Regions from separate parts of the Homo sapiens genome. Here region 1 is linked to region 2. The links are chromatin loops, found by intact Hi-C in ENCODE. Cell type or tissue: heart left ventricle. All regions are shown on one strand.

Region 1 (8,000 bases), 260 kb after region 2:
TCTCTGCCTATTCCAGGCACTAGTCCTTTATTTGCGCTTATGGTTTCAGCAGTTCTCCCCCTTGCTTTGACTTCATGAAATCCTGCATCTTTTGCAAGATTTGCACACCCTACCTTGTAGTCGATTTGCACTGCATTCATGTTATGTTGTTAGGTGCTGGACAACTTTAGTGTTACACACGTTTAAGTGGAGATCAGCTTTAAAACTAGAGAAACCATCAGTGATTACTTCCATATTACAATGATTTCTGTACAAATATATTCAAAACCTAAAGTAAAAAGAAAAAAATTCTAACACCCATTATCCTAGCATTTTTGTAGCATAAAGTGGAAGCTATGCATCTAATCGAGATCCTTCTACAGTTCCCACTGCCCGCAGGAGAGTTCCCACTCTCTTAGCTAAGAGTTCACAACCTGGCTCTAACCTTTCCTGGCTTCTCTCCCAGCAACACCTGTAATACTGTGGTCTGACCCCTGGACACCATGAGCTCTCACTTGTCCTAGCTTTGCTCTGTTTCTCCCTACGCCTTTATCCTCCAGTTAGCTCCCTTCCTCTTCTGGCCAGGCCCATCCCAGAAGAAGTAACTGTTCCCTTTTATGTGCTCTCACAGGTCTCTGTACCCACAATTATATTTGAGTCCTTATCATGCTTTATTAGTTAATCATTTATTTATTTGTCTCAACTGTCTACAAACTTCTGGACCTGGGACTTCTCCCTGAACTCCTCAAGGGTAGGGTCAGGAGTTAATGTTTACATCCTAAAGACTTGGCAGGGCTATTCCATAAAGGTTCAATGAAACAATAAATGTCCTAGCCACTTTTACTCATCCTATTTTATTAATAAATAAAGACTGGAAAAATTAGCACAAGTATATCAAAACAACAAGCTTAACTAAAATCAGTTTTCTTTTAAAAGTCCCCCAGCAAATTATTCTTTTAAAAAATGTAATAAAAACAAAAATCCCAATTATTGATTTGTGCTTCCTGATAGAAATTAGTCATAACTAGCCAGGCACAGTGGCTCACACCTGTAATCCCAACACTTTGGGAGGCTGAGGCAGGCGGATCACCTGAGGTCGGGAGCTCAAGACTAGCCTGACCAACACAGAGAAACCCCGTCTCTACTAACAATACAAAATTAGCCAGGCGTAGTGGCACATGTCTGTAATCCCAGCTACTCAGGAGGCTGAGGCAGGAGAATCGCTTGAACCCGGGAGGCAGAGGCTGTGGTGAGCCGAGATCGTGCCATTGCACTCCAGCCCTGGCAACAAGAGCGAACCTCCCTCTCAAAAAAAAAAAAAAAAGAAATTAGTCATAACTCTGTTTCAAAATAACTTTTTAATTAATGGGCAACACAAGTAAGAAGAATATACCACTTAACCAAAGTAAATGTAATTGTTACCACACAAATCACTATTGGACGCCAATGGAATAAACCATGATTATTATTTACACAAGATCACAAACAAAACTACTGGCTTGAAATATGTGTTCATTCTAGGACATTGCTAGAGCCTTTGAAAAAGAAAAATATATATATTAAAAATGAAAAATTTGTACATGAATTAATGTTTCCCCTTAATACATAACACATCTGTATGTCATAGGAAGATAGTAGGCATGGTGGTAGTAAGACAGTAAGAACACAGGCTGGAAACACAATGCTAATTGTGTGATATGGACAAATTACTTAAACTTCAATGTGCTTCAGTTTCCTCATCTGCAAAATAAAGATAATAAATGTATCCGCCTCACAGTGATGCTAGATGACTGAGTTGGCACATATAAGTCCCCGGATTCAGTGCCTGGCAGAGTACATGAATGCAGAGGAATAAATTTCAAATATTTTCACTGTTTTTTTAACTTTTTAAAGCCCTTTCACACATACTGTCTTTTCTTTTTCCTCCCAACAGTGCAATGAGATTGTTTGAATAAGAAATACTCACTTTAGAGATAAGACACCAATAGTGAAGTTGTATGATTACCCTAAGATATTTTTAAGTGGCAGAGTTTGGACTAGAATCCACCCATAACCTCAACCCCAGGACAAACTGACCAAATCTCCATGGATCCAGTTTGGAAGAATCTTTTGGGTTTTCCCCATTGCTTCCTCCTGGTTGTCAGCAACAGCCAGCCTAAAGACCTGGTGGGGGCAGATGCAGACGACCATGTGTTCAAATTAAAAAGTAGGAGAAGCCTAGCTTTCACAGAAACTGACACATAGTTGGCACTCCAGAGATTGCAGCTATTGATGACTGAAACACAAGCGCTATTACGTTTTTCTCAGTTACAGAACAAGGTACTACTCCATAAAATCAAGCCTACTACCAAAAACAAAAGTCAGTTAACATTATGCTTATCTGTCATATCAAGCATATCAAAGTACAATGTGCAACAGAAACCTAAACGAAAAAGTGATGATGTATTTTTACTTACTCTCAAAAAATATGTTTTACAAAAAGGGCTTTCATCAAGTCAGTTTTTTGAAAACTAACCCACGTAGTTATACTTCATGAGATGACGTTTCTTTGAACAAATAAGTTAATGATATGAATAAATATTTCATCTTGGTAATGCCTTCAACACATATCTTCAATACTTTTCTTGGACTTAAAGTGACTTCAATCCCTAATCTCATCTACTGCCATGTACACAAGAAACACAGTTAATGAACTTTAAAGGCAGATGCAGTATTTCCAGGGAAGCCACCTGAACCAGGGAAGTACAAGAAAGCAAAACATCTCCACAACCACATCTAAGTGCCTTATCTTTCAACTTCTTTTCTTCAAATGGGCAATTAGAAGCTACGATACACCTTAAAGATCAGGTTTGGCATCCGCCCTGGCTAGGGCCTACCTTTCTTTTCGCGGCACTGCCACTCTGGCACCTACAGGCAGGCCTTTGGCGCCTGCAGGACTCGCAGGGAAGACAACCCCAGCCCCTGCTCTCCACGGCTCTCGTCGAAGCCCCGCACGTGGTGACCACTTGAGACGTTTTAGTGCATGGGATTTAACAGGGTCAGACCTCAGGTTGCGTTCCGGGACAGTGCAGCTCCCAGACCCGCTGAGGTCGCAGGAGGAAGGTTTTGACGCTCCTAGCGTAAACACCGACGGGACCCTCTTCGCCCCGCGGCTACCTCGCCCTCGCCGCTCGCGCGGCCCCTCAGCACCTGACGCCTCAGCCAGCCTCCAGGAGTCGCTTCCCCGCGCCTCCTTCCACCTGAGCCAGCGACGCTACCGCCACCTGCACCGGGACCCCAAATGCCAGGCCAGTGGCCGTTACCCGAGGTCGCGGCCCGGGGAAGGTCCATGGCTCAGGAGGAAAAGCCCGGGCTGCAGCTCCCCTTCCTGCACCTCTGAGATCCCCCGGCCGCCGCCATTTTCCTCGCGCCGTAACCCCACCTGATAGTTCCAGCCTCCCACCTGTGACAAGCAGGGCACGCCGCGCGACGCCGAGTGGGGTGCGTGGGCAAGCTGGGGCTCCGTAGGGGTCACAACCTCCGTGCGGAACCCGCCGTTAATTCATCCCGTAACGCGGAGGCGTCCGGCCGTCGCCCTAGTAATGCGTCCCGGAAGGCTACGTCCTGATTGGCTGCAGGCGCCGTGACGCAACGGCGTCCCCGGCTGCGTGGGAAACCCGGGTCCCCGGCGCCCCGCGCTTGCTCCACAGCCCGGGATACCCCGGGTACCTTTCTTTGAGAGCTCCTTTAAAGAGGCCTCGCTTATTTCCTCGTCTGGCCTCCTGGAGAGGAGGGACCCACGGAACGGTGGGGTGTAGGGGTGAGAAAACAACGAAATAGGAAATTAGCGGAGGTCATTTGTCCGAGGGAACCTAATGGTTCATTCAACCCCTAGAGCTGCAAAATGGAAAACAGAAATCTGGGAGTTTAATTTACAAGCCTAAATTTGGTGCGCGAAGTCACAGGACAAATCAGTAGTAGAAGCAGTTATAGAACCCAGGTTCCCTGATCAGGAGCACAAAGTTTTTCTAGCACACTCAGTGTTTCCCCAGTCCTAGAAAATGTTTCCTCCCAGTTCCCATAGCAATTTCATCACACTGCTCTTAAAAGGTCTCGATCACCTATCATGGTGTGTCTGTCCTGTCCCCTAACCTACTAGATTGCATGCCCCTGAATGGTGGGGACTGTGGTTAAACCCCTTTTCATTTCCCTTAAGCAATTCCCTCCTCAACTTGGCCTTCAACAAATACAATAAGAATCTTAAAAATAATAAACATAGCTACACATCACACACAGCCACTCATCAGTAGTTCATGTATGTCTATACGTTTTATCCGTTTATTCAACAAAGCACAGAGTGAATATTTTTAAAATTACAAGGTTCCTGACCTCACAAAATTTATGGTGTAATAATAATGACCATCTACATGTTGGCTGCATAGCTTCAATATAGCTAAATTATATCCCCAAATTGCCTGTAAATCAAAGATTCTTGTGCTCTTTTCCTAAATTAGCTTCATAATTTCTCTAAGTTTGTTCCAAAACATTTTAATATTTAAGATGTGCTAAAATTGCATCAGAAAGTGAAGAATGACTACAGAGAGAAACACCAGAACAAAAGTCAATTCTGCCAATTATGCCTATGACTTTAGGCCTCCTTTTTACCTTTAAAATAAGATTACTGGAATAAAAGATCTCCCAATTCTTTTTTGTTGTTGTTAAGAGTTGGCCTGGCTATGCTCCAGAACCTTCAAGGGCTCTACTGTGGTTCTTTGGGGGCTTGCCGGAGGTTCCTCATAGCCTTTGCAGCTCCATTGCAGAGAGCTCTAGCATTGTGAGGTGTGTCCGGTGATACAGCCCAAGAGGCAAGGTTGCCCTTACCGCCCTAACCACAGAGGACAGTGCTGGGCTCTTTCTTTTTTCTTTTCTTTGCTTTTTTTTTTTTTTTTTTTTTTTTTGAGACAGGGTCTCGCTCTGTCACCTAGGCTGGAGTGCAGTGGCATGATTGTGGCCCACTACAACCCCTGCCTCCTGGACTCAAGCAATCCTCCCACCTCAGCCTCCAGACTAACTGGAACTACAGGCATCTGCCACCATGCCCAGCTAATTTTGTGTTTTTTGTAGAGACAGGATTTCAACATGTTGCCAGGCTGGTCTCGAACTCCTGAGCTCAAGCTATCCACCCACCTTGGCCTCTCAAAGTGCTGGGATTAGAGGCTTGAGCCACCGCGCCTGGCCCTGAGCCCGTTCTTGATCTGAGCTACTGATCAGTAGCCACCTTCCACGTCAACTGCTAAAGGGATAGGAACAGAATTCCCAAGGGCAAAATATGCTGATTTCTAAACTCAGAGATCTGCTAAGTGTCATGCTTCTTTCTTTTTGGCAGAGGTGCAAGGTGTAGTAACATGTTTTTCATTCTGGGGAAAATGTCTTGACGTGCCCAAGATCATTGGACCACTTCAGCATCCAAAATGATGTATAGTTTACATAATGCTATTGTACCAGGATCATTCTTTGTTTTGATACATGTTCTATGCTTACACAAGATGTTGACATAAGGGGAAGCTAGGTAAAGAATATATGGAAAAATCCCTGTACTCTCTTTACATCTCTCCTAAGTCTAAAACTACCCCCCCAGTTTTTTAAATAATTATTTTAAAATATCACCAATGTAGCAAGCTCCTGAATTTTTGTGGGGTTTATCCGCGTCTGAAATGTATGTATTTCATCAAGACATCCAGAGAAGTAGTCCCCGACCTTTTTGGCACCAGGGACTGCTTTCGTGGAAGACAGTTTTTCCATGAACGGGGTGAAGGGTGAAGGGGGTGATTTCGGGATGATTCAACCACATTACATTTATTGTGCACTTTATTTCTATTATTATTACATTGTAGTATATAACACTTAAAAAGTGGTGTTAATCTGTGCTCTACTGTCCCAAAGGGACAAGTTTCTCAATCTTTCCTGACCCCAGTAACAGAGCATCACAGCTGATGAATTGCTGAACCTCATGAGCCATTGACTTAATGGTCACATTTAATAGGGCACTCTCTGTAATGCTCAGGGACACACTATGACATACAGGAAATCTCAAGTCCTAGTTCTTATTGTACTTTTGTCATTATTGGGGTACTTTCTATGCCCATGTAATTGCTCACTCCTCTTCAAAATGTGAGAGTAATAAGGGAAAATCTGTGCTCAATAACAGACCTCAGAAAAGAGCCAAGTACATTGCCGCCAATAAAATCGGAGCAAGTCTCTCCCAAGGTAATGAATACAAGCAACATGCAGCCCAGTGCCAGCAGAGGCCACAGATACTTAACTGGAGGCCCAGAGTGGCCCATTTATTATAGCCTACAGTTTATTGCTTGCAAGCAAGAATTGCAAAATTTCTTTTGCAATTCCCTCTTTGCAAAAATTTCTATGAATGAGACTTAGCATTACCTAATATCACCAGTCATCCAACGAGATTCTGAAATTCAAAAGGCATTTGAAATGAAATGTTTTAATTTCTTGAGACATGGAGTAAGCCATGTCTTTGGTAGCTGAGGAGTTTTGGTGCTAGAAGGTACAGCTTGGAAGTAGTGACAAATTTACATTAGCACAAAACAGCTGTGGAGTCTAATTATTAATAGTTCTGATTATTCTCTTTTTGCTCCATCTCTCCCCTTCCCCGTTCCCCACCCCCATCTTTTTTGTTGTTGTTGTTGAGACAGAGTTTCGCTGTTGTTGCCCAGGCTGGAGTGCAATGGCACCATCCTAGCTCACCACAACCTCGGCCTCCCGGGTTCAAGCAATTCTCCTGCCTTATCCTCCCGAGCAACTGGGATTACATGCATGTGCCAACCACACCTGGCTAATTTTGTATTTTCAGTAGAGACCGGGTATCTCCATGTTGGTCAGGCTGGTCTTGAACTCCTGACCTCCGGTGATCCACCCCCCTCAGCTTCCCAAACTGGTGGAATTACAGGTGTGAGCCACCTCGCCCGGCCCCACCCCCATCTTTATGCTGACTTGTCCGGCTTTCCTCTCCTGACTCCTGGTCTTTTGCCTCTGGCAGGGTTTAGCCAATGGGAGGCCCTGGCTGGACTCTGCAGGGTGGGCTGAGAAACAGCTCAAGGCTGCATTCCCCTGGCTCCCTCCCTGTGGGGCTGCAGGGTGGCAGTGGCTTCAACACTTCACGTAAGGCCACAGCTCCTTGTCTAGAGCCCAGCTCTCACTGGATTCTGGGACCCACTCCCCGCCTTGTCCCTTTAGGCAGGGCCCACAGGGTGTGTGATGGCCTAACTTATTGTGTCTAGCCTCAGGGTACTTCATTGCCCTCTGTTAATTTCCCTTAACGCTGATTGTACCTTTGTAGTCAGCCTTCAACTCTCTTTAATCATCCCTCTGTGCCAAGGGTGTCACTTGTTTCTTGTGAAAACCTAACTGATATATTGATGGACCAAAATTTCACTTAGGCTAAAAAGATACAACTACCAGAAAGTATGTTTAGAACCCTGGTGATGAGTCACTCATCCAACATAGAAAAAAACAATTTTATCCTATTGCTACTACTCAATACAAACCCTCTGTATCAGTAAGGAACACCTTCCTCTGTAAGTTATCACAAACTCAACTAACAGTGCAACTAACAGTGGCTTAAACCACAAGAACATTTATTGTTACTTAACTCAAAGTGTAGAGATAGGTAATCTCAGAATTAACTCTAACTTAAAAATGACATCCAGGACTCAGGTTCTTTCATTTCTTTTTTTTCTTTTTGTTTTTGTTGTTGTTGTTGTTGTTGTTTGTTTGTTTTTGAGACCAGGCTAGAGTACAGTGGCATGATTTCATCATAGCTCACTGCAGCCTGGGCCCCAGGGATCCTCCTGGCTAAGCTTTTTTAATTTCTTAGAGACAGGGTATTGCTATGCTGCCCAGACTGGTCTTGAACTCCCAGCCCCAAGCAATCCTCTCGCTTCCTGAGTATTTGGGATTACAGGCATGAACCACAGCACCCAGCCAACTCAGGTTCTTTCTCTCCTTCTGCCCTGCCTTCC
Region 2 (8,000 bases):
CACCTGTAATCCCAGCTACTCGGGAGGCTGAGGCATGAGAATCACTTGAATCCAGGAGGCGGAGGCTGCAGTGAACAGAGATCACACCACTGCACTCCAGCCTGGGCAACAGAGTGAGACTCTGTCTCAGAAAAAAAAAAAAAAGTAAAGAGTATGTGTTTCTACATCAAGCTAGCAGTACCTGTCACTGTAAAGGGTTAAGGACAGTACAATTTTGTTCTCCCTCTCCCAGCCTCTTCTTCTCTATTAAATCACATAAGCCTTCCCAGCATTGGTTCCTGGACTTTGCCTTGGAGAGGCGGTGAGGCAGGTGCCCCGTAGGTGTCCTAAGGGCATGATTCTCAAGCCAGAATCACTGGGAAAGTTGGTGAAAATGCTTTCCTGGGCCTACCTCTGCAGAGTCCAATTTAGTAAATTTAGGGGGACTTAGAATCTGCATTTAATAAACTCCCCAGAGGACTCTAGTATACTGCAAGAGAAGAGCACCAATCTCCACTGGGCTAGGAGTGGAAAGTGAGGAGCTGCCGAGGCTTTGATGGGTGGAGGAGGGGCGTCATGCTAACAAGCTCTCTTGGCCCCAGCGCCCCATGGGAAGGTCAATATTGTACCTGATTTTCCAAATGAAAATCAAATACGGCACACGGATCTGCTTTATGGGTGATAAAGTTGCAATGGCTCTAACAGAGGTGAAATTGATTCATATTTGTCAGGCCGGGAGATGAGAGAACTAGGCTCCAGGACCCCTTGGCCTCTTGCCTGGCAGCCCCTGTAGACATATTTTTGGACAGGAGGTATTTCAGAGTGAGAGCATGCCACAGGTAACTTCACTTAGCTCAGAATGGGAGCCACCAGCTTTTGAGCACCTGTCATGTACAGGAATTAGGCTCCATTGTCTCCAGCCCTTAAACTCCCTTACAAGGATTAATACCAGAATGCTCAGATGAGGAAATGGAGGGTCTTGCCCCAGGCCATGAAGACACAAGGAGCAGAGTGCGGGTTGGTTGTACTCCAAAGCCATGCTCTTTCCATTGGCCCACACAGCTCTGGGAGAGGAAGACAGCTCCTGGCCCAGGCGTGCCTGCTCAAGGGAGAGCCGGCCAGTCCCGAGAGGGGCTAAGCATCTGCTGTCCTGGGCTGGGAAGGGCTGCTTCAGCACTGCCTGCCAGGAGGGCCTAGGAGTCTAGAGATGAGAGTGAGAGAGATTGACAGGAAACCTGGATGGTGCCTTTGTAAGGTACAGTGATCCATCTCAATAATAATTGTGTCACCTCGTCAATATCAAAATATCTCATCAGCTTTCATGAGTCACTGTAGGAATGGCCAGCTGTAAACTCACATCTAGAAAAGGGGAAAACTCAGAAATGTCTCAAGTGCCAGCCTGTTCAGTCCTATAAACTCTTCCATGCCATGCTGTCCATCCAGTGCAATAAGCAGAAAACTCGGTGAGCATGGGCTGACTCCAGGCCAAAACGAGCTCATATGCGTCTGTGACTCCACGAGGCTATGAGCACCTCAAAAGCAGCAGCTCTGCCTTGCCCAGGTTGATCTCCAGGGGCCAGCTTGCGCCTGTTGCCTCGCGAGCCCTCAGTAGGAAGCTGTGTGGCCTGTCCAAAAATATGCCTAAAGGAGCTGCCAGGCAAGAGGCCAGGAGGTCCTGGAGCCTAGTTCTCCCGTTTCCCAGCCTGACAAATATGAATCAATTTTACCTCTGTTGGAGCCACTGGAACTTCATCACCCATTAAGCAGACCCATGTGCCCTATTTGATTTTCATTTGGGAAACCAGGTACAATATTGACATTTCCATGGGGTCCTGGGGCCGAGAGAGCTTGTTAGCATGAAGCCTTTCCTCCACCCATCAAGGCTCCATCCCTGCCACCTACCTCCCAGCTGTTCAACCCTGACCCTAACCTCGGGGCCTAGCTGCTCTCCTCTGTCAAGTGGGCATTTTAAAATACTACCACTTGTCCAAACCCACAGATTGTACGTCACCAAGAGTGAAGAAAAACCTTCGGACTGTGAGTGATCATGCTGTATAGACATAGACTCACTGATTTTATCACATGTGCCACTCTGGTGTGGGATGCTGGCCACGGGGAGGCTGTGCATATGTGGGGGCAGAGGGTATACAGGAACTCTCTGTACTTTCTGCTCAGCCTTGCTGTGAACCTAAAACCGTTTTGAAAAAATCAAGTGTATCTAAAAGGCAGGGAGTTGGGAATACTGCCTCTTGAGGTTGCTGTGAGAATTGAATAAGATAATGTCAATGCACCCAGCGCGGTCTTTGGTGCACAGTGTGGTCCATGGTAGCTGAATGAGGGGCTATCACCCTCCTGAAACCCAGGAGGAGGCTGAGGGCAGTGACAGATGCTCACTTCTAGCACATCTCATCTCCTCCGGGGTGGGGATAGGTGAAAGAACTGAGGACCAGATGATCTTGCTAGTACTCAGGAGATAGGGCAGCAAAGATGACTCAAGAAAGAATAACAGGCCCAGGCCTAGGATCAGCCCCTCCCTCCCTCTCTAGCAGACAGATCTTCTCAGAGCCGACAGATCTTCTCAGAGCCAACAGAAGAAATGGGAGAGGACTTGGCTATTTGGCAAAAGCACAAATCTGGCTGGGCTATGCCCCGGCTCTCAAGTCCTCATCTGCTCCACAATGATCTCACCAGGCACACTGGCCTCTCCTCCCACTGGGTGGACCCTGCAGCCATTATGGGTGCCATTCAGCCGAGCAGGAAGAGAACAGGCTGGTGTCTGCAGACCTGCATTTCAGGCCCCATTCTGTGGCTGTGTGACTTTGAGAACATCTCTCCCTTCTCTGTGCCTCTGTTTCCCCAGGCCAGCTTTTCTCTCTTCCTTCACTGAATATGTCACTGAGTGCTATCCTTGAGCCAGATAATCCCTGAGGGTCCTTTCAATGTGATATGATTTTTTTTGTTTTTGTTTTTGTTTTTGTTTTTTGAGACGGTGTCTCACTCTGTCGCCCAGGCTGGAGTGCACTAGCATGATCTCGGCTCATTGCAAGCTCCGCCTCCCGAGTTCACGCCATTCTCCTGCCTCAGCCTCCTGAGTAACTGGGATTACAGGCGCCCGCTACCATGCCCAGCTAATTTTTTGTATTTTTAGTAGAGATGCGGTTTCACCGTGTTAGCCACGATGGTCTCGATCTCCTGACCTTGTGATCCGCCCGCCTCAGCCTCCCAAAGTGCTGGGATTACAGGCGTGAGCCACCGTGCATGGCTAAAATAATATATTTTAAATGCATTGGAGAAATATAAAACATGCAGACACGAAATATACAGATAAAAATGGAAATGTTTTCTTAATCATGGGAGATGGCACTTTTCCTCCTGAGTTCTGCCTGCGAATCTACATTTCTATAGACTTTGTGAACATGAATGTTTGCTTGGAAAGTGCCTGGATAGCTTTGAAGTCTGCAAGGCTGTGATCTTGCCCTCAGGATCTGGCTGATACTGGTCAATCACCTGCCTCCTTGCAAAAGGAGGGTAGCATGAAGCCGGGACAAACATGGATACTTCCTGGACCACAGCTCTTGAGTTCCCTTGAACTTCCCTCCACAGCCACACCTGTTCTCCCTGCCAGACCCGTCCCCTGGCCCAGAGCCTGTTGAGGAACCAGATCTCTGGGGGAGGCACAGGATGTGGAGGGACATGTATGAGTTTTGGCTTCAAACAGATATAATTTCAATCTTAGCTCTGCCATTGACTTGCTGTGTGACCTTGGGAAGTAACTTACCGTCTCTGAACCTTGTTGCCCTGTATCTATTTAGCAGAGAGAATAAATCTCTCTCTGACAGGGTCGTTGTAAGTATTATATAGAATGACACAGGTCATGTCTCTGGCCACATAAATAGCTGAGCCACTTTATTTAACAAGATAGTTGGAATCTCGTCCTTGGATGAGATAAACCGTATAAAGCGTTAGGTCGTGCCTAGGTAAGAACTTGCCTCTATTGGCTACTATCATCATCATCATGTTGCTCATTTTCATCACCATCTCTATCATTGTATTCCCTTCCCTGTGACCTCCAGGTGGCAGCATGGGGCCATGGAGCCACAGCCCTCCTCCTCAGGCTGTCACTTCAAAACTGTGAGCGGGCAGGACCCTTGGGTGACACTCCTTGGGTGACACTAACCTGAGCTGTCACCATGATAGCCAAGTGAGGAGCACTTAAACACCTTATTTTCATCCTTAGGACCTTCTGCAGGAAACAGTTATCCACATCGTATATGGATGAAAGGTGGGCTCGGGTGGGAGGAGCCACTAGTGGGAGTGGAGCCAGGAATCAAAGCCAGTCTCCACTACCTGCCGGCTGGGGCACCTGCCCACTGCGCTGGAGCCTCCGAGTGGGTTCCAGCATCTCACCTGGCAGGTAGGAAAGTGAGGCCAAGGGGCGAGGGGACTAGCCCCAGGATCGGGCTCCTAGGAAGGGCTCCTTCCCACAGAGCCCAGTCTCCGGGAGTGGCTCGTCAGCCACGGCCCCAGCACTGACTTGAGCCTCAGCCTGGGCTCCCTGGAGGGTCTTGGCAACCTCAGGGAAGCATCCCATGACTTGTCTCTTTCTGCCTTGCCCAGTGGGACCTCTTCTGATCCCCAAGTAATCTTTGCTACCAGGAACCAAAGTGATTTGTGGAAACTTCCTCCAAATCCCCAGCTAATCCTCTTCTTTTAGTGAGGTCCTTTAGCAATCACATTTGCTGCTTGGTGACCTCTAATCCCCTTATTCTCAAAGGTCCCTGGGGAGGCACATGTGCAGATGTGTGTCCCTGCTGGGGCCTCTTGAGCTGGTCCAGGCCAGAGCAGCATGTCTGTGACCACCAGCTTGTCCCACTCAACTTTGATCTGCTTTCCTCCCTCCTAGGGGTCTCACTTTAAAGTTGGCCAGGGAGAGGCCTTAGGTCTGTGCCCAGTGGTCTCTGGATAGGGCTTGCTGGCCATCAGCTGAGAAGCCCCAGTCCCCTGGCGTCTCCATGCTGATTGACTCTCAGAGGGATCCTCATATTTGAAGTTAGGGCCTCAGTTTCCTCCTCTCTTAAACAGGGATAACATTAGTCGTACCTCGAAGGCATGCAATGAGGAGTTACCAAGGTAATATATCCAATGAGGTTAAAGAAATCAGAATCAGTTAGCTATGTTACCTAGAGTATCTACCTGCCACCCCCACCCCTCAAGGACTCCGATCTCACCCGCCTCTAAAGGGGTCACCCCAGGGTACGCAGTTGCTCACAAAGGCTGAGAGATGTGATGGGGGGCAGTTCTTCAGCAAGCCGAGCCCACTGTGGGCTTTGCAGGTTCTGGGGACTCCCTGTCCCTCAACAATTCTGACTGGGAAGGGGTCCAAGAACCTGGAGCTGTAAGAAGGTGCGCTGAACAGAGGAGAGATTCGAGATATGGCTACACAGGGCCAGGGAGGCAGGAGCTGGGGAGGGGTGGCATCTGCCTCCCAGCCAGAACAGAGAGGGTGGTCCCAGCAGTGCCCAGGCAGTGGGGGAAGCCACAGCCTCAGGCGGGTGGCAGGGGAGAAGCAGAGGGGCTGGGTAAGGTAACTCTGTAAACTGGGGTAATTTATTTAATCTTTGAGCACAGTTACAGTATATATTTTGTGACCCACAAATCAGCAGGGTTCCCACTGCCCCCAAGAATGAGATAAGATTGGCTCTAGCACCCTGTGAGAGTTCAAGTTCAGGTCCCTCTCGGGGATTTATGCCGGTGCCCTGGCCTCCTGCCCCTGAGCTCTCTCCTCCTCCCCTCCGAACTCTGTAGCTGCTCTCTTATCTCTTCCTAGGTGTTGGCCTGATCATGAAATCCTTTTTCCTTTCCTACGGCCATGCTACACTGGGAAAAAAATGAAAACAAAACTCACCCTCTCCAGGATAGATGGTTCCAGGCCTTTTCTGGGATCATGCTTTGCTTAGGCCAAAGCTCAGGACCTCATCCTGGTCATCGAGGAGCTGCCCCTCCTAGGGACACACAAGCACATCCTTCTCCAGCTGCACTGTGAGATTACGTCCCAGAGACGGTTACCTGAGTGTGTGTCCTGGCAGCTTGTGTGTCAGATACACAAGGCCATGGCTTCAATTTCCTCAGAAATGTGTCATAATGAATGTGACCGACATCTTTCTCCTCTCTCAGCCTAGAAATCCTCAGCACTCTATTCCCTGGAGTTCCTCTAAGGAAACTGACATGCAAGGAGGCAAGGAATGGGGTCTTTCTCCCTAATCAGCTATCAAAAGTGATTTAAAAATGCATTGCCTTCAATCAATAATTTTCTATTTAAATATAACAGAAACATTTTGCTCACAATAAAACTTTATGCGGGAACTCCAATACATATTTAAAAAGTGAAAACAGAACTGCTTGGCTGAATCTGGGAGAGGCAGAGGGAATGATAATGCCTGCTCCTGGGCTTGTCTCTCCCAAACCCCATGGGAATCTCTGAGGCATTCTGGGCTCTGGAGAACAGAAAGAGAAATAAAAACTGTATCTTTAGCCAATGTAAAGTCATCCGGCTCAACTCTTATTAAGATAAATGTAAATTAAAACTGCACAGAGATACTATTTTTGCCCTACCAGATTGGCAAAGATCCAAAAGTTTGGGAATGTTCTATTTTGGCAAAGGTATAGGAAACGGGCACTCCTATGCATTTTAGGGGAGACTCTAAATTAGTGTAGTGCCTGGAAAGGGCAATATGGCAATATTCATAATACAAATGCACATACCCTTAGGCCTAGAAATTTCATGAGCAAGAATTTATGCTACAGATTATCTCTGCAGATAAGGGAAGTAAGCTTATAGTACTGATTGTTAACAGTGTCAAAGGCAGTAAACAACCTAAATATCCATCAATGGGCAGTTAAATAAATAGTATGTGATTAAACTAATGTTGTACCCATACTGTGGAATATTATAGAGTTATGAAAATTAGAAAATTCTTTGTGTTGATCAGGAAAGGTCTTCGAAACATATTGCTAAGTGAATTTAAAAAACAAGAAAACAGAACAGCATGCAAAGTATGCTACCATTTAGTGTAAAAATAATTGGGGAGAGGACACGGAGGTATTTTCTTGTAATTGCACAAGATATTTCTGAGAGGATAATAAGAAACAAGTAACACTGGCTTCCTAGAACCAGGTGGCCAGAGAATAGGGATGGGATGGAGACGTTTATTGCATACTCTTTTGAATTTTGAACCACGTAATTGTGCATCCTATTCAAGACTTAAATTTAAAAATGTATAAGAACAAACAACAAAAAGAAAATCATTGCATGAGATAAAACAAAGGTGTATGTTATTCTTCTGCTTTAACTATACATAGAATAATCTGTACTCTCAAAGAATCCAAAAAGTAAAAATACAAATAACATTTTTAAAGATTACCTAACAAGTAAGCTCCAAGACTCTTAAACTCCAAAGCTGTGGATTTCTGGCTCCTGCTTAGGGTGTAGAAAGCTGCAAAGAGCGTTGCTGTCATCCTTACCAAAAGAAAAAGCCAACAATCTGCAAAATGACTTTTCTTGATCTCATCAGAGAACTGGGATTGCGAGTAACAAACTAACCCAAAATGTAAGAAAAAGCAGGCACCTCCAAAGGGAGACAGAACACAGGTACTTGCTTACATGTCAGACTCCATACAAACTGGAAAGAATTCAGCCAAACTTCCTAACAAATATGTGGGGGCTGTATAATCGTATAGACCCCTTGGGAGTTGTAGACATAAGGGGAATCCACGGTCCATTGCAATCTCTTCTCCATAGACCACACTAGATGCTCACAAGAAAGCAGGAGGGTGAGAAATATGATCAGACCTCTCTCCGGGTTCAGGGGAAAAGTGTTGCAGGGAAGCTCAAAGTTCCACACAGACCCTTCTCCCTATATCCCCTGTGGAAAAAAAAAGCAAACAAACTATTGGAGAAAAGACAGCAAACTTTGTTGTCCTTAGGGAGCAGGTGAAAATCTGTCACAGCTGCGAGAAGAGAA

What was found. A loop is a pair of places that touch in the nucleus more often than their neighbours do. Peaks named below come from ENCODE experiments on the same cell type or tissue, not always from the same donor. Only the 100,000 strongest peaks of a DNase experiment are listed, where the experiment ranks them.
Region 1: a loop joins it to region 2, with 3 times the contacts of the local background. A loop is called at or near these places in 17 of 110 quality-filtered maps.

What each region holds. Positions count from the first base shown.
Region 1 is chr2:30,442,805-30,450,804 of GRCh38, reverse strand. LCLAT1 (lysocardiolipin acyltransferase 1) reads right to left here and starts at 3,559. Exons shown (of 6, transcript NM_001002257.3): 1 at 3,422-3,559. RefSeq lists enhancers at 2,395-3,131, 3,329-3,448, 3,659-3,718, 3,759-3,828, 3,132-3,869 and 1 more. In heart left ventricle, a CTCF peak has its summit at 3,085; DNase peaks (open chromatin) are centred at 2,974 and 3,574; H3K4me3 peaks cover 2,565 bases; H3K27ac peaks cover 2,234 bases.
Region 2 is chr2:30,703,248-30,711,247 of GRCh38, reverse strand. No RefSeq gene overlaps it. Among named protein-coding and RNA genes, the nearest start is that of CAPN13, 100 kb to the left of the region's middle. In heart left ventricle, CTCF peaks have their summits at 2,215 and 4,050 (motif pointing right); a DNase peak (open chromatin) is centred at 4,077; H3K27ac peaks cover 732 bases.